Regions from separate parts of the Mus musculus genome. Here regions 1 and 3 are each linked to region 2. Evidence: chromatin loops called from intact Hi-C (ENCODE). Cell type or tissue: heart. All regions are shown on one strand.

What was found. Peaks named below come from ENCODE experiments on the same cell type or tissue, not always from the same donor. Only the 100,000 strongest peaks of a DNase experiment are listed, where the experiment ranks them.
Region 1: a loop joins it to region 2, with 6 times the contacts of the local background. A loop is called at or near these places in 17 of 42 quality-filtered maps.
Region 3: it touches region 2 in a loop (6-fold over the local background); 2 of 42 quality-filtered maps call a loop at or near these places.

What each region holds. Positions count from the first base shown.
Region 1 is chr4:132,078,624-132,081,123 of GRCm38, forward strand. No RefSeq gene overlaps it. Among named protein-coding and RNA genes, the nearest start is that of Epb41, 7.8 kb to the left of the region's middle. RefSeq lists an enhancer at 1-604. In heart, a CTCF peak has its summit at 1,173 (motif pointing left); a DNase peak (open chromatin) is centred at 1,138; H3K4me3 peaks cover 565 bases; H3K27ac peaks cover 586 bases.
Region 2 is chr4:131,859,511-131,862,010 of GRCm38, forward strand. It overlaps Mecr (mitochondrial trans-2-enoyl-CoA reductase), which reads left to right. Exons shown (of 10, transcript NM_025297.2): 5 at 1,251-1,353; 6 at 2,266-2,368. Among named protein-coding and RNA genes, the nearest start is that of Srsf4, 13 kb to the right of the region's middle. In heart, no CTCF peak of the experiment used is centred here; DNase peaks (open chromatin) are centred at 1,411 and 2,001.
Region 3 is chr4:132,099,873-132,102,372 of GRCm38, forward strand. No RefSeq gene overlaps it. Among named protein-coding and RNA genes, the nearest start is that of n-TAcgc3, 24 kb to the right of the region's middle. In heart, a CTCF peak has its summit at 1,486 (motif pointing left); no DNase peak of the experiment used is centred here.

The sequences.
Region 1 (2,500 bases), 220 kb after region 2:
GCAGCCCTAATCAGCCGCAGTCTGAATCCTGCCTCTGCTTCTCGCAGGAATCATAGCCTGTTTCTTCGTCAATCAGATGATGCAACGGCTCTCACACCCTGTCTCTCTTTCCCACTGGAGCCACTGGAAGAGAAAGCATTTGTATGTTACTCTCTAAGGGGGAATGTGTGTGTGGGGGGGGGCACACCCCTGCTGTGATTCACCACGGCTCCTATGAGGACCACCCTGAACTAATGTGTACTCAGAGCTGGGAAGGCAACATGGCTCCATTGGCAGCATGAAGAATGTTTTCTGGAGGAGGTAACCTTCCAGCTAGATTTTGTAGGATGAATTTACTACATAGGGTTGGAAAAGTACATTCCATATGGAGGAGGAGCCTGGGTAAAGACTCAAAGATAGGAAAATAGTAAAAATATGCGTTCCAGGAGCAAAACACACGGGCTGGCATAGCTTTCAAACCGAAGGAGCCATGAGACCAAGGTATTGAAGTTCTCGGATGCCAGGTCCAGGCACACAAAGACAGATTTGGGGATGGCTGGGGAGTGGGACCATTCATGGTATATGGGGGGTGTGGCAGTCATTCATAGAAGGAGGCTTGGTGGTGGGTATGGGGTCAATTATCTCAGAAGGACACATTGGGAACATGGGACAAATCTCTAGAATGAGTAGGTGGGAGTTGACATAAATAGAGAAAAATGTAAGTGTTCTTTGTCCCAGGTTAGGGTTGGAATGGGGGGGGGGGTGAATAAGAGAATGGGGGTGTCCCCAGACAAATTATGTTAGTGTATCTGTAACCCTGCCACCGAACGCTTAAGAATTCTGAAAGGCCCCACCGCTCTGGTTCCTCTGGTTTTGTTGCCATGTGTGGCCGCTGTCAATCCGGCCAAGAGAATCTCTGCCCAAGGAAGAGTCCTGGGTGTTGGGAGATGCCTAGCGCCTTGTCCCCTCTTCCCTTGCTTTAGAGAGGAATAAAATGGGGCGCGTGACCTGCTCGTGAACACAGGCCCTAAGCAGCCTGAGCAGGACTTGAACACACCACCTTAATTTGCTGGGGAGCGGGAAAGATTTGACCACAGTTGGGAAAGACCTGAGATGATCACCCACGCTTTAAAAAAAAAAAAAATCCAGGTAGAAGGAAAGGTGGTGTTTGGCGCCACCTAGTGTTATAGAGCTGAGGGGGCCGAGGCACTGAGTTGAGCCGTCTCAAGACGCTCCAGGGTTAGTGCCGGCCAGCATCTCATTTATAAGTAGGGGTTATGGGAAGGGGGCTTTCAGGCAATCTGTCTTGGGTTGCATAGCCAGGTCACACAACTCGCTAAGAGTCAACAAATAAAGGACATTATCCTATTCCTTAGCTCCTCCCTAAGTGCCCTTAGTGACTTTAGCTCAGTGACAGACAGCACATGCACGGTTGACAAGGAAGAGGCTTTAAGTCTGGACGTCGTCCAGCACCACAACACTAGAGACACAGCAAGAGGCGAGACGAGCTAGGCTGGACGACTGACCAGTTAGGCAAAGTCCAGACTGTAGGGTAGGCAGCTTGTTTAGGGCCCCGTTTAAGAGAAAGAAAAAAAAAGTGACCAGGTACAGGTTCTTGTAACCCCAGAATCCAGGAGGCAGAGGCAGGAGGATCACTGCAAGTTCAAAGCCAGCCTGGTCTACCCAGCAAGTTCCAGGCCAGACAGGACTATACTGAGTCTCTTTCTCAAGCAAAGACAAAGGAGAAAAAAAAAATTCAGCCAGGCATAGTGTCTCAGGCCTGTAATCTCGGCACTTGTGGATGTGGGGGTGGGAGGACTGTCATGAAGTTAAATCAGTCTAAACTACCCTCTGAACCCCTGCACTTTCTTCCCCTAAGAAAGAGAGCAATGGACACGATGGGGCACAGACCTGTTTTTTGGTTTTTGGTTTTTGGTTTTTTTTTTTTTTTTTTTTTTTTTGCACCCGGAACACTGAGACAGAAAGATCTCAAGGCCAGCCTAAGCTACTTAGTAAGATTCTATCCTAAGTGGGTGGGTGCTGAGTGATGTCATAGTCTATAGAAAGCTTGTCTGGCAAGTTTAGGACCTGAGGGGTTTTGTTAACCTTTATTTTTATTGGGCTGGAGAGATGGCTCAGTGATTAAGAGCATTTCTTCTTCTTGTGCCAGACCTGTGTCCAATTCCTGGTAACTAATGGTGATTCACAGCCATCTGTCACTACAGGTACAGGAAATCCAACCCCCTCTTCGGAATTCTGAGGGCACCACACATACATGCAAGCAAAACACTCATACGTTATAAAATAAATCAATTTTTTAAAAGAATGCCTCTAAAATTGTAAGGGTTACAAAAGATAAATATTATAAGCCCTTAACATGTGTGGCTCAGAGTACATGAGAAACAATCAGTTATTGATGCTATTGTTACTACTAAAGAAGGGCATAGATTTGAGAGAGACACTAATATCTTCCACAAGAAATCTACAGTAGGGCTGGTGAGATGGTGAGCATTGACTGTTC
Region 2 (2,500 bases):
GGTAAATGAGCATCTTTGACCTAGGAGTCTGCCACTAGCTATAGCTCATTCTGCACTGACTGCTGCTGACTTTCAAAACCAGACACTTTCCCAGTCAACAGAGCATCTTCCTACTAATTTGGTTTCAATGGGAGATGCTCTGAAAGGTGCTCCCAGGCTTCCTGGTTTTTTTGGGGTTTTTTTTGTTTGTTTTTTTTTGAGACAGGGTTTTCTCTGTGTAGCCCTGGCTGTCCTGGAACTCACTCTGTAGACCAAGCTGGCCTCAAACTCAGAAATCTGCCTGCCTCTGCCTCCCAAGTGCTGGGGTAAAAGGTATGTACCACCACTGTCCGGCAGGCCTCCTGTTTTTTAAAATTGAAGTTTTAAGAGGACATGATGTAGCTGTTTAGTTACAGTCATTGGTAAAGCAGGATGCACACCCAGCTCCACTGTGTGCCAGAGCCCACACTTCCCTAGGGCACCACATTGCTCTCCCATTGTAGGGGTGAGGATATAGCTCAGTGACAGAGTACTTGCCTGGCATGCTCAAGTCCCTAGGTTCTATCCCCAGCACCACAAAGCAAAAGCAAACATTCTGTAGGGCCCAGGAGCTTCCCATTTCTCTCATATGGCTCTCATCCATTTCAAATGCACCGTCATTAAATAATACACAAGGGAGTAAGGGATGGTCCTCCCTCAGGACTGAAGGTATTGATAAATATGAACACAGCTTAGTGTAGAACATGGTTACAGCCTGAGCATTGATGAGATACCAGAGTCCTCTGGGAACAAACAAGAAGGAACCTTGGAGAGCTTCATGAAGGAAGCCACACTTGAGCTGAACTTAAAAAGGAAGAGAACCAGAAAACCATTTCAAACCAGAGACTCGGCCTCAGCATGGGTCAGTGAGATGACTCAGCGTGCAAAGGTGCTTGCCACTGAGACTTGACAACTTGAATTCAATCCCTGAGCCTATATAGTAGAAAGAAATAATGTGCTCCTGGATGGATGGATGGATAGATGGATGGATGGATGGATGGACAGAGGACATAAAAATTGGGAAGATGAAGGTCAGTTACAAAGCAGTATCTGAAACATGGACAGAGTGTCCAAATCCCGTGACGCATTATAGGTGTGGAAAGTGTGTTGATAACTGAGTGATAGTTCACCGTATAAGGAAATGCCGTTGCTAGGTCCTGCATCCACACTAGGATCCCAGGCTGGGAGCCCTCAACCCAAGTTTGCAGGGCTTGACCTAGTGTCTTCCACAGGGGACTCTGTCATCCAGAATGCATCCAACAGTGGAGTGGGCCAAGCAGTCATTCAGATCGCCTCAGCCCTTCGCCTAAAGACCATCAACGTTGTCCGAGACAGGTACTGGGAGGCCTAATCCTCATGTCCCTGCGCACTCCTACATCTCCACCAGATGGCGCACATGTGTAAGCATGAGTGGCTGGCTGCTGACTTGCAAGCATTCCGCAGGGCAAAAGAAGTCCCTGTGAAAGTCTGACACAGAGATGACAAAAAGAGGCAGTGATGGTCCTTACTGAACAGTCAGGAGTGTTGGAGACTTGTCTTAGGGTCCCTGGTTTGTACTGTTGTATGAACTCTAGCCCTGTCGGTTGCATGTGTACACCAAGCACAGCTGTGAAGGAGGTGGGGCAGGCTTGTGGTCTCTCTTTTACAGATGAGGAAGCTCAAGTTTCCAAGAGAGGAAGCAGCTTGCTCAGGAAGACACGGCAAGTCAGTAACAGACTTACCTTCTTTCCATTGTCCCCTCCAGTCCCTTTAAACCTCAGTGTGCTCCCGTGTGGCAGTCACTTGAGACCTTTCTTACGAGGGTTGTACTTACTCCTGCCCCTGCCTCTGCAGTGGTGATGAAAAAGTGATTCTGCGTGCCTGGACCAGAGAGTCCAGGACCGCTCTGCCCCAGAGTGTGTTTGCATGATACCCTCAAGTGCCCTGGAGAGCAAGAGGAAAGAAAGTGGTGTCTGAGTAGAAGGAGGAAGTAGGATGGCTCTTCCCCGGGCACAGATGGCTCTAGGGTGTGTGCACTCATAGGTTGTCAGACTATCTCCCAGCCTGGCTCTGTCCGGGGAGGAAAGGAGGCAAGAGCTGGTAGAGCATGACTGAATTATGTGGACAGCTCCTGCTTGAGGTCTGGCTTAATCTCTCTCTATCCCTGTTCTCAAAACAGGAATGTGTTCTCAGGGCTGTGGCAAAGGGGTTCTGGGAGCTTGAGGGAGGCTAGTTAGCCAGTGTGACCTGATTGTGTTTGGTTTCCAGACCCGACATCAAGAAGCTAACTGACAGACTGAAGGATCTAGGAGCTGATTATGTCCTCACAGAGGAAGAGCTAAGGATGCCCGAGACAAAAACCATCTTCAAGGTACCTAGCCTGGGTCTGGAGAGGTGCATAAGCGGTTAAGAGTACTTACTGCTCTTGCAGTCCCAGCATCCATATGGTGGCTCACAACCATCTGCAACTGCTGTTCCAAAGGATCTCCACAGGTCCCAGGCA
Region 3 (2,500 bases), 240 kb after region 2:
AAAATAAACATGAATCCTCCCATTGGTGGAGGCCATCTGGCTGCCACCGAACTGGCCATAATACACTGGCCAGGACACCAACAAGACAAAAGCCCCAAACTCAAAGTAACAACTATTCAGACCAAGTTGTTCAGAGGCTGTACTTGGGGAACCCAGTCCCCAAAACATCCTACAGTTCCTGACCACCACTTAGCTTCAATGAAGATGTCCCTAAGTATGATCAAGGAAAAGTCAAGCCATATTCTGATTTGGGGGTCCAAGGAAAACTGTGTGGATGGTGGATCTTGCCAGACTGAAAGAAATACTTCAAAGCATTTCAGATCGTTGCTTGACCACTTGGGTAAACACAAAAAAGGATATTCTTACCCCCCACCCCCACCCCAGGACAATGGAGTTAAGGTATGGTACCTGGTGAATTTGGGAATTAGATTTCACAGAAGTCAAGCCAGGACTATATGGATACAAGTACCTGCTGGTCCTTATTGATATCATCACTGGCTGGGTAGAGGCTTTTATGTCCCAGACAGAAATGGCCTAGGTAGTAGCCAAGAAATTTGTAAGAGATAATGCCCAGGTTTGGCCTCCCTCTGTTTTTGAGGTCTGACAATGGCCTGGCCTTCACAGCTGTGTTGTCTCAATAACACTTTAAGACTCTTAATGTAGATCAGGAACTTTGTGAACCTGTTTCACCTCAAAATTCAGGTAAGGTAGAAAAGATGAATAGGACTTCAAAGGGGATTTTAACTACACCTAACTCTAGAGACTGGGGGTAACTGGGCTAGTCTCTTGCCTCATGCCCTACCCAGGGTCTACTAAGCTCCTTATTCAGAAAAGTTTGTCCCATATGACGTAGTCCATGGAAGACCAGTCCCTATGGTCCCTTGGGTACGGGCTGGACTGTGATCAGATTGCCCTGTTCTAATCTTTGAGTCCTTGTAAGGATTTTGTAGCTACAGTGTACTTACATACATAAAATAAGTAAATAATTAAAAAAAAAAGAAGTAATGGACTGTGACTGAGCATGGTCCCTTAAAAGTTAAGATTTCTAGAATTTAAGATCATTTACTATGATTGCTCTCTAGTTAACAATAATGCTCCAACTTGCCTTAAGATCTGATCCTGATTGCGTTTTTACCGGGGGAATAGAAGGTACATCTGTCATAGGAAATACTTTAACATTGCTTTGTAAGGCCAGAGACTGTTCCCACCCACCAGGCCCCATTATTTGGCTGAAGGAAAATAAACATTTCTATCCAAATGAATAGGGCAGTTGAGATGAATTAATTTGACCGACCAGTCCCAAAGTAACAATGTGGACTTCAGTGTAACTAAATAATCTTTACAAATTCTGACAATGGAAATTACAAATGTATTACAATGGTAAGAGGAAAACGGGACTCCTTAGGTGCTTCCATTGGAAATTAACATAACCTAAAATATCATTGTCGGTAGCTAATAGATTCAATACCAATCTTTGGCTCCATCTAGTGTCAAACAGCAGACAGACAAGTTCCTTTTGTGTCAGGGGATTCTTTAATTCCTGGACTAGGAAAAAACTTATATGGAACAGGGATCACATATAAATATTATACCAACTTAATAGGGGACTCAATGGGAAGTGCCCTCACAAACATTTCTGAGGTTATAAGGATATTCTGGTAAATAATGCCTTTTTCCTTCATTGCCCATGTTTTGCTTGTACTTATGTCCCTCCCCACAGCAACACTACTTCCAATCCTGCACTCCTCAAGGGAAAAAAACGATTACCCTTGGGGTGGTTTAGGAAACAGAGACTTGTTCTTATAAGGAATGGAGTCTTAGTAACAATGTATAACAATGTGTCTCCTTAACAAAGTGTGACTCCTGCTTGGTTACATAGCCCCCCCTTGGCCTGGGTAACCCATTTCTGTGGGAATAACACTCAATTTGCCCTCCTGGGGGTATAAGGGCATGTATGGGATAGGATGCGTGTATTTTATCTAATAAGCACTAGAGTCTCTTGATAGGATTTCAAGGTCTCTCCCTGAACACCATAACTCCTTACATCTCCTAGACCCCGCCACACTAGCATTCACAGCTGCCGTTTTATTACCTGTCCCTGGATTCCTTTGGGGGCTGCAAAAAGAGATTTCTAATATAGCCTGCTGTGAATACTACAGCAGAGATATTTTAATCTGGAAATTGGAAAATTAAGAGCAATGGTTTTACAAAATAGAGCTACTGTAGACTTTCTATTGCTCAAACATAATCGTGAATGTTGACAGTTCCCTGCAATGTGTTGTTTTAATGTATCAGCTTTCTCCTACATCACTGATAACCAAATCAATGACTTACATTGGAAATAAACAAAATCTCTCAGGCACAGGTCAAATGTCCATTCTGGCTGAGATGGCACTCTCTCCCTTCATCAGCACCCCAATAGTTTTCTTATTAATCAGAATATTTAGGCTCTGTTTCTCTCTCTCTCTCTCTCTCTCTCTCTCTCTATATATATATATAT